Regions from separate parts of the Homo sapiens genome. Here region 2 is linked to region 1. A link is a contact called in ENCODE Hi-C or POLR2A ChIA-PET data. All regions are on one chromosome and are shown on one strand. Each heading gives the region's core, a stretch centred on a gene start or an enhancer-like site at or near the end of the contact. The rest is flanking DNA. Distances are from core to core; before and after follow the strand shown.

Region 1 (4,784 bases), core at 1,756-4,255:
TTAACTACGTTTTCTTTATCCAATCCTCCATTGATGGACACATCGATTTGGTTGATTTTTATGTAGTGAAATGTTCAATTCTAAGTCATGAAAATTCAAAGAGATTTTTCAAGCTGTTTCCCCAGTCTAAGAAATGTAACTCTTAGTGGTTCACAGAGGAACAGTTTTTCTACCAGTATGACACGACAACCAAACACAGTGAACTTGTGATTGCACAAGAAACTTTTGTTGATGGGAGAACAGGTATTCAGAGTTCTACAGGACCTGGGGAATGAGTAGATGGTAACTGGAATCTGTATTGAGCTTCCAGTACTGAGCTGCCCAGAGTTCCATGGAATCACATATTTTAGTGAAGAAGAGCCTGATCACGTTTCAAAAATAGGGAATTTTTAAATGAATGAAAAAAATACGAAACATATTTTCATCAACTTAATCCATTTCACACTTTCAGAAGGGATCCACAGCTTTTAATGAGTATGAATTATGCTTTCAGTTTTTGTGGCAGCTTTTAAAGAACAAATCTCAGGATATGTCTGAATTACCCAGCCAAAATTGTGGCTTGTTTTCAAGAGAAGCAGATTGAGATAGAAGTAAACTATGCTAGACAGAATGACACTGCTTTAAATTTTGGAAACATATATATGGATCCCAGAGCAATCCTGAAATTTTTGCTCTGTAACCTATGTTTGAGTTTACACAGCTCTGTGAATGAACTTTTTCTTCATAAAATTGCTAAATAAAGCTAAAAGCTATTTTCAGTGGTGTAAATCTGAATTAAAATGAGGATGGCATTTCATGAAGTACTACTATATGCATTTTTGAATGAATAAAGTTGGTAAGATATATTTTGTTACTTTTGAATTACATTTTTTAAAACGCTTTTTTTTTTTTTTTGAGACAGAGTCTCTCTCTGTTGCCCGGGCTGGAGTGCAGTGGAGTGATCTTGGCTCACTGCAACCTCTGCCTCTCAGGTTCAAGCGATTTTCCTGCCTCAGCCTCCTGAGTAGCTGGCACTACAGGCACCCACCACCACACCTGGCTAATTTTTGTATTTTTTGTAGAGATGGGGTTTCGCCATGTTGGCCAGGCTGGTTTCGAATTCCTGACCTCATGATCCGCCCGCCTCGGCCTCCCAAAGTGCTGGGATTACAGGCATGAGCCACCGCGCCCTGCAAAACCCTATTTTAAAATAGGGACCAAGTTATAACTCACTGTTGTTAAAACCAAAATTTATGCACAAGTATGACTTTACTATCTTAATGGCATTTTAAATTTTATTTTATATATATTGAACATTTAATGTGTTTTCTGATTGTACAAATTATATAGGTTTATTTTTAGATTAGAAGATACAGAAAACTACAATGCAATAAAATATCAGTCTTAACCAACTTTATTAAGGTATATTATTTAACAAGTATGTCTTGAACCCTTACTGAGTTTCAGCCACTGGGCTAAGTGAGTGATGGGTTTTTTGTTTTATTTTGTTTTTTGTTTTGTTTTGAGACAGAGTCTTGCTCTGTTGCCCAGGCTGGTGTGCAGTGGTGCCATCTCAGCTCACTGCAACCTGTGCCTCCTGGGTTCAAGCGATTCTCCTGCCTCAGCCTCCCGAGTAGCTGAGATTATAGGCGCCCGCCACGATGCCCAGCTAGTTTTTGTATTTTTAGTAGAGACGGGGTTTCCCCATGTTGGCCAGGCTGGTCTTGAGCTCCTGACCTCATGTGATCCACTCGCCTCGGCCTCCCAAAGTGCTGGGATCACAGGCGTGAGCCACGACACCCGGCCCACTGATGGAGTTATAAAGGTGAAGAACTAGTCTAGTGAAGAATGCAGACTGAGAGTAAACAGACAAATACAATGTGACTGAGCTGTATTGTTAAATACAAGAAAGGACTATCAGGAAGACTTTTTGGAAAAAGAAGCATCTACACTGAGACCATAAAAATTAGTAGGAGTCAGTCAAATAAATGTGGGAGGAGGAGAAAGGGATTATTCCAGGTAAAGAAAACAAGTTCAAGGCTTGAGAGGTAAAAGGTGGCTTGGTGTGGTGGAAAAGGTGAAAGAAATTTGCGACTGGAGAGCAAGAAATATGGTCGAGAAGGACTAAAAAAAAGTAGACAGGGAGAGCCCAGATGCTGAAGGGTCTAGAAAACCTCAGTATGGTTTTGGAGCTTTGCCCTGAAAGCAATAGAATGCCTTTGAATTGTCTGAAGCAGATGGTAACTTGATCAGGTCTGCTTTTTGCAAAGTGGAGAATGCTTTGGAAGGAAGCAAGTGTGCACGCAGCGGGACCCATTAGACTAATGTATAAATCCTGCCTGGAGGTCATCACTGGACAGGGGAGGTGGGGGAGGCGGTGAAGATAAACAAAAGGGGATAAATTTGAAATATCCTGTTTTAAAAGGAGGTAGAATCCACAGAACTTGGCAATGGATTGGATGTGAGAAGTGAGAGGAATCAGTGATGACTGCCAGCTTTCTGACCTGAACGAGTGGATGAAGGGAAGCCGAGTTTTGGGGGGAAAGAGAAACATATAATACCAACATTTAAAACATAATAAGACTAAGAGGCTGAAGGAAAGGGTAGAACCTTCAATCTGAGCCGAGCGGGGCCGACAGCGCTGGGCAGCATCCCACGCCTTTTTCTCCGCGAGGCCCACGCAACCAGCCAACTAAAGCGAAGAACCACGTGAGGGAGACCCCACTGCGCACCAGGCGCGAGCCCTGCGCATGCCCGTTGGGTCCCGGAGGCCGAGCCTGCGCAGTTAGGGGAACTCAGGCCCATAGGCTCCCCGCCTTTGCGTTGCCCTGAGCAGCGAGGCGCGGTCACGTGCTACCTTTTGCACGTATCCTGTCGCCCCTCTGTCCGCCCGGGACGCCTAGCCCCACCCACTGTTCCCGCCCCTTCCGTGTTTTGGTGCGCACGGGTTCCGCCAGACACAGCTACCATTGGCTGTCAGTCGGATCCGAGAACGACGATTGGCTTTCCTTGACCGTCCCTCAAGCGCCTCTCCGGAGATGGTCTGAGGTGGGAGAAGAGCTGAAGAGACCTGGAGCCGACAGACGGTAAGCTGGGGTATGTGCTCTGCAGGGGCTGCAGGAGGCCAAGCTCTTCCCGAGCCACCTCGGCGAGTATTCTTGCCGCTTGGCCACGCTGGTCTGCCCTGGTCCGGTCCCCTCACCCCGACTGGAACCTCCCTGCTTTCTAGTCTAGGGGCTTCGCTGCGGCTGAGACTCGGTCGCCGCCACGCCTTAGCGTGAAGGATTCCGGGAAGCCTGCGGGACTGCGAGTGGAGAGGTTTTGCCCAACGGGACGGTCTCCTTCCTTCTGTCCAAATTCTACCTGTCCTTCGAGGCGTGGTGCGGGCCCCACTGCTTAGGGGAGACTTCCTTTTCGCCTGACCGCGGAGGTGTCTCTCTGTCCTGGTCTCCCTCATCGGGTACTTTGTTTCGGTCGTTGTCTTCACGTATCAGTCTTATCTTTTTGGCCAAATTATGAGTTCTTAGGCGTTTAGGACCCTTTTTTTCTTGAATACCACAGTTCATTCATTGTCTTGCGTTACAGTATATGCCCTCTTAAGTGTTAAGAGGGTAGAGTGAAGATCATGCCCCTATCTCCTCAGAGTAGAAACAAGAGACACAGAAAGAGAAATTAAAGAAGACAGGAGGACAGTCAGAGAGCGTCAGGGAGTTTTGCCTAGGTTTCAGATCATTCTGTATCGCCAGCTAGCTTGCCTCCTTGGACTTACCCACCAGTCTAACAGCAGGTGTATGTTTAGAATATTTGTGCTCGGCACAGTGTAGGGACACGGGCAGGTGTGATATGGTTTCTGCTCAGAAGCTTCTTATAGTCCAATTGGGTAAACGAGACTAGAACACATAAAACGACCATGGCAACATGAAAATAGGGTTGAAGTTTTATGGTGTCAGCTGTGCCAGCCATAGAACTAAGGAGCAAGAGTAGATTCAGGGATGGGGTAGTTTAGGAAGGCTTCCCGGAATGTGATTATCTCCTGATATTTATTGAGTACCTGGGGTGTGCAAAGCTCTGTGCTGAATCTGAGAATGAGAAGTGAATAAGTGATGGCCACTGTCCTGAGAAACTCCTAGTCTAGGGGAAACAAGTTTCATTGCATTGATAGCAAAGATGTGTGTGGATGCCGTGGGCAAGAGATGGGATATGCCAGCTGTACCTGGATGAATTGGGAAGGGGGTCATCAAAGAGAAGACTTTGGGGTTTGAAAGGCGAATAGAAGTTGCATAGGTAGGCCTGTCGCGGTGGCTCACACCTGTAATCCCAGCACTTTGTGAGGCCGAGGCGGGCGGATCACTTGAGGTCAGGAGTTTGGGACCAGCCTGACCAACATGGCAAGACCTCGTCTCTACTAATACTACAAAAATTAGCTGGGCGTGGTGGTGCGTGCTTATAGTCCCAGCTATAATACTTCGGAGGCTAAGTCACGAGAATCGCTTGAACCTGGGAGGCGGAGGTTGCAGTGAGCCCAGATCACAGCACTGCACTCCAGCCTGGGCGACAGAGCAAGACTCCATCTCCAAAAAAAAAAAAAAAAAAAAAAAGAACTTGCGTAGGCAGAGAGTTTTAGGAGAATGTAGAGTATTCAGAGACAAAGATGATTGAATCAGAGGAAGAGGGAATGAAGTATGGGTGAGGAAGCCAGAGAACAGCATCATGTGGGAGAAAGAGCATGATCTTTGGATTGGAATGAGGGTGCTCTTACATCAGATGAAGTGTAGAGAGGACTCACCACAGGGCTGACACACTGT
Region 2 (4,627 bases), core at 106-2,605, 200 kb before region 1:
CCCAGCGCAACAAGAAGCCTAAGCTCACTTCTCTTCCTACATTCTTCCCCGAGGGTTCCTTTGGATCAAGACAGGGGCCACCTCCCCTTAGCAGCGCAGGGACACTTCCAAGGAACTGTATGACTGCCCCACCCCCCAGCCAAGCCCACATCACTCAGAAGCCTTGGAAGAAGAGACTCCTCAGTCACAGCCCCCGCTACTCACAGGCAGTGCCTGGGAGAAAAGGGTGACCCCCAGCTCTCCCCAGTCCCAACCCACCTCCTTCTGGAGGCTCCTATCAGCCAGAGGAGGAGGGCTGGGGTGCTGAGACCCACGGGGTTGGTGAGCCTGGGAGGGGGACTACATCTCCCAGAAGCCCCCAGGGCAAGGTTCGCTGCTCCAGCTGGCCCAAGGCCGGCCTTGTTCTCTGCGCTAGGGTGGCAGGGTCCCCTGGCTGTCCCTAAGCCCTCCCCACGGTGTTCTGGAGCTGCCAACCTGATTGGGGGCTTAAGAGTAGCCTCCACTGACCCTGGGGGAGTCCCCCACACCTTAAACAGCCTGGGGGTACGTGCCAGAGAGCAAGAGACAATCAGACTGTGTTTCCCCTCCCCGATTCAAACTGGATCTCCCTCCTCGCGCCTCTGCTGGCCTGGCATGACTTTCGCCTTGCCCCCAGCCCACCCCTCACCTCACGCGGATTGGGGGGTCCTCACGCCAGGCCGGAGCTGGACGCCATGACCAGGTCAGGGTCGTTGTGTGGATGGGGGTCCTCCTGCTCGCCAGTTGGAGATGCAGAGGGGGCGGGCAGGCGGTGATCTTTTGATCCTGGACGCCTTGATCTCAATACCAGCCCGGCCCGGGAGAGGCTATCCGGGGATCGCTGGGTGCCTGGGTTCCTGCCTCCCAACCGCGGAGCATGGTCGCGGGCGCCGGGCAGTGGCGGGAGAGCGCGCACACCCGCCGGGGCCGGGGCGCGGGGCCGGGGTCTCGGCCCCGAACCTCAGGGCTCCGGCTCCTGCTCCTGCTCCTCCTTCCCTTGCTTGCTTGCTTGCTTCCTTCCTTCCTTCCTCGCCTCTCCTTTCCTTTCCCCAAAGCCCGCGGGAATGCCGGGCGCTGGGTGGGGAGGGGCTGTCTGGGCGCTTATTGTTGGTCGGACTCCGAGGGTCCGGGTCACAGCCCCCGGGCGGCGCGGCGCCGGGGGACCCAGGCGTGCGGGCGTCCGGCCGGCTGGCTCCGGGCGGCGGCGGTGGTGCAGCGGCCCCGGGTCCGGGGCATGTCCAGCCACTGGCTCCGCCGCGCGCCGCCGCCTCCCCGGGCTCCCCTGCGCTGCCGGAGCCTCGCTTGCCCCTCCACTCGGCTCCACTCCCCAGCCTGAATAAGCATCGGGGCTCTCTGGCTGCCTCCTTCTGCCTTCATACCAGAGCCCGGAGAGGCCCCTGTCAAAATAAGAGCTCCCCCATCTCGCTTGCCTCCTCGCCCAACCCGGCTCCCCCAGCCTCCCAGTGGTCTGACTCGGTAAGGCGCCCGGCCGGCTAGCGGGAGGCAGGTTGGCCCGGGGGCGGGGAGGGGGGTTTCTGCTCTCCTCCTCACTCCTGAGAACTGGGGAGGAGACGCGCCAACAACATCCCAGGCTAGGGAAAGGTTTGACAAACCTACCTTCCTATCTGCACTGATTGGAAGGAGTGGAAGTTGCCTGGACACACGCGCGCGCACACACACACACACACACAGCACTGGGTCCCCTCTTCGTTGTACCCACCCACATCCATAATGCACTGAGCATCTCTTTATTCATGTCTCTCCTAGTAGACCATGAGGTCCTTGAGGACACAGACTGAGTTTTTTCATCTCAATCCTCAGCAGCACAAAGTGCATGCTAAGAAAATGTTTGTGGAAGTGAAACCTTTGTCTTCTCAAAAGAACTCTCCTAACCTAACCTCAAAGTGCTTCTCTCTCTCTCTCTCTCTCTCACACACACACACACACACACACACACTCTCACCACCCTATAGGACGATCGAGGCAATGAAAAAGAAAATGTAAAGCCCTTTTTTTTTTTTGAGATGGAGTTTCGCTCTTGTTGCCCAGGCTGGAGTGCAAAGGCGCGGTCTCAGCTCACTGTAACCTCTGCCTTCTGGGTTAAAGCGATTCTCCTGCCTGAACCTCCCAAGTAGCTGGGATTGCAGGCACCTGCCACCATGCCCGGCTAATTTTGTATTTTTAGTAGAGACAGCGTTTCACCATGTCGGCCAGGCTGGTCTCGAACTACTGACCTCAGGTGATCAACCTGCCTTGGCCTCCCAAAGTGCTGGGATTACAGGCGTGAGCCACCGCGCCCGGCCCAAAGCGCTTTTTAAAAACATTTCACATGTTTCAATGCTCACCACAAACCTGCAAGAAAGAGGTTATGGTCCCATTACAGAGGTGAGGAAATTGAGGTTTGCATTACCTAAGGACTTACCCAGAGCTACCCAGCTAGAAAGTGGTAAGCCCAGGACTAGAATTTGGGTCTCCTTATCCCAGGGCACTTTCCCTGTTTCCTACTGTCCCCACCCACCCAGAATTAATAGCAAGTGACAAGCATTGACTGTGTCTGATAGGAAGAACACTAGCCAGCCTGCTTGTTCCTGCTGTTTCCTCGGCCCTCTCCCCTGCCCCTCCTCACAGATGGTCCCCAGATAGTTCTAGCCTCACTGACCTCCCTCTCTTCTGACCACCTATCCCATCATAGCATCTGAGTACTTCCTGATGTGTTGTATCTTGTCACACACACACACACACATATATATATACACACACACACCCCTATATATGTATAGGTGTATGCACACACACACATATATATATATGTCTGATTTCCCCCAAAAGATTCCTAAGGGCCTTGAGGGGTTGATGGTGCCAACAGCTGGGCACTGGACAAGGTTTAGGGAGGCACAGGTGGAAGGGGACAAAAACCTGAAAGAAGATAACATAGTAACCCCCCCCCATGTGTCCCATCACTGCTTACAAAGCATTTTCATGCACGTTGTCTCATGATGATGCTTTGATCCAATCACCAAAACTTTTCCAAGTGCCAGCCTGCTGTGCCAAGCACTGTCCTGGGTTAGGGGGTTGAATCACCACAGTCCTGAGAAGTCGATTTTATCCCCACTTAAAAGAAAAGAAAACCAAAGCCCAGAGAGGCTTCTAATGTGAAAGATCCCAGCACCTAGGCTAGTACCTGACCCATGGAAATAAGGTTTAATTTCTTATCTCCTCTCCAGAAAGACATAATATGGGCCCCCACTTCTCCAACAGGGTGCTTCTTAGAGGGGACCACTGCATTTATGTGGATCAGTCTCCCCTTACATATATGACAAGCCAAAGGGGCTTGTTATGATCTCTTTGGCACAATTCCTGGTTCGTAGTAGGTCCAAAACAGTGTTTGCAGGGGCAAGTGAGTCTGTGTTGCCAGGGGTCTCTTAAATGGTGCACAATACATGTCCTATGGAGCAGCCACGCGGAGCGCTCCCCTGGGTGGGGCTGTGACTCATTCCCCCAGCGGAGGTTCCAGGTTGGGATTCGGAGCTGAGCTCTGGGCAGCCACAAGTTCTGGGTGGAACCCTGGAGAGAGCCAGGAGGAAAGGAGAGAGGCAGGGGGCCCTTGCTGGAATCGAGCGGCTCCCTCTACTGGCCAACTCGGGGAACCTCTGTCTTTCCGTGTATCTGTGTGTCACTGTGTCACGAGGGGTGTCACAGGTGTGTCAGCGTTGGCGTTCGTCGGTGGAAGTGCCCGCATGGGTATGGGTGCGTGAGGGTGCCCGTTCGTGACGCAGTGTGGGTGTGCCAGCGCCACGAGGGGCTGTTTCTGGAAGCACAGTGTGTACACACAACCGTATCTTGTAATACAATTTACTTTGGGGCTGCTGGGGGTCTGAGATTAGGCATCCCGTTGCCGGGGTTACTAGGACAAAAGGATTCTCCAGCTGGTACTCCTCACCGGCTGGAGCACTAGCCCGAGAAGGTGGGAGGAGTCCAGACCAAACAGTTCCTGAAAAGGACTCTATCACCTAAAGCAAATAGGGACCCAAGAAAGAGTTAACGCAGAGCCCCACAGTGACTTCAATCATTGGCTCAGGGCACTGTCAGTCAGAGGTCTGGGGGCGGGGTTTGTGGGGCCTCCATCTGACTGCCCAGCGCCCCTCACTTGCCCCTCGACCCCCACATCATCTCACTGCTGGGCTGCGCCCGCACCCCCATCTTGGTGGCGACACCGTCCTGGGCCCTGGAGGAAGAGCCGATCCGGGCATCCTGGCTTCCCCACTCACTCCAGCTGCCTGGCTTCCTGATAGATGGTGATTATATAATAGACTTGCTGGACAGAACCGTGCCAGCGCTCGGAACACTTTGCCCCCTCCTCGAAGCCTGCCCCAGGGCCTGGCACCTGCCACACAGAGCCTGCTGCCGGGTTCTGCCGGCGCCCCCCAGCAACGCCTCCATTTCGGGGTGGGAGACCCCAGGACAAGGTCCTGGGATGGGGCGGGCGCCAAGCGGAGAGAAGCAGGGCGGGTGCCCCGCGGGTCTCAGGGTCGGCCTGAGGAGTGTGGATTCACAAGCGCCTCTCAGGATAGTGGGACCCGCCTGGCCCCTTCCAACCTGAGCTTGCAAC

Evidence for each region. A loop is a pair of places that touch in the nucleus more often than their neighbours do. ChIA-PET counts read pairs that join two places held with the same protein, here RNA polymerase II (POLR2A). Pooled maps may share reads with other maps.
Region 2: a loop to region 1 is called in a pooled map, with 5 times the contacts of the local background. The contact joins the promoter of BCL9L here to the promoter of HINFP in region 1. A Hi-C loop is called at or near these places in 1 of 168 maps with a recorded cell type or tissue (CD4-positive, alpha-beta T cell) and 8 of 50 pooled maps. POLR2A ChIA-PET finds 5 or more read pairs at or near these places in 5 of 52 experiments (A673, GM12878, HEK293 and 2 more).

The regions. Positions count from the first base shown.
Region 1 is chr11:119,118,575-119,123,358 of GRCh38, forward strand. It overlaps HINFP (histone H4 transcription factor), which reads left to right and starts at 3,006. Exons shown (of 10, transcript NM_198971.3): 1 at 3,006-3,065. RefSeq lists a silencer at 2,740-3,019.
Region 2 is chr11:118,924,571-118,929,197 of GRCh38, forward strand. It overlaps BCL9L (BCL9 like), which reads right to left and starts at 1,356. Exons shown (of 10, transcript NM_001378213.1): 1 at 668-1,356. RefSeq lists enhancers at 73-142, 514-1,015, 3,168-3,669, 4,019-4,138, 4,149-4,428 and 1 more and silencers at 1,211-1,260, 1,461-1,600, 2,421-2,480.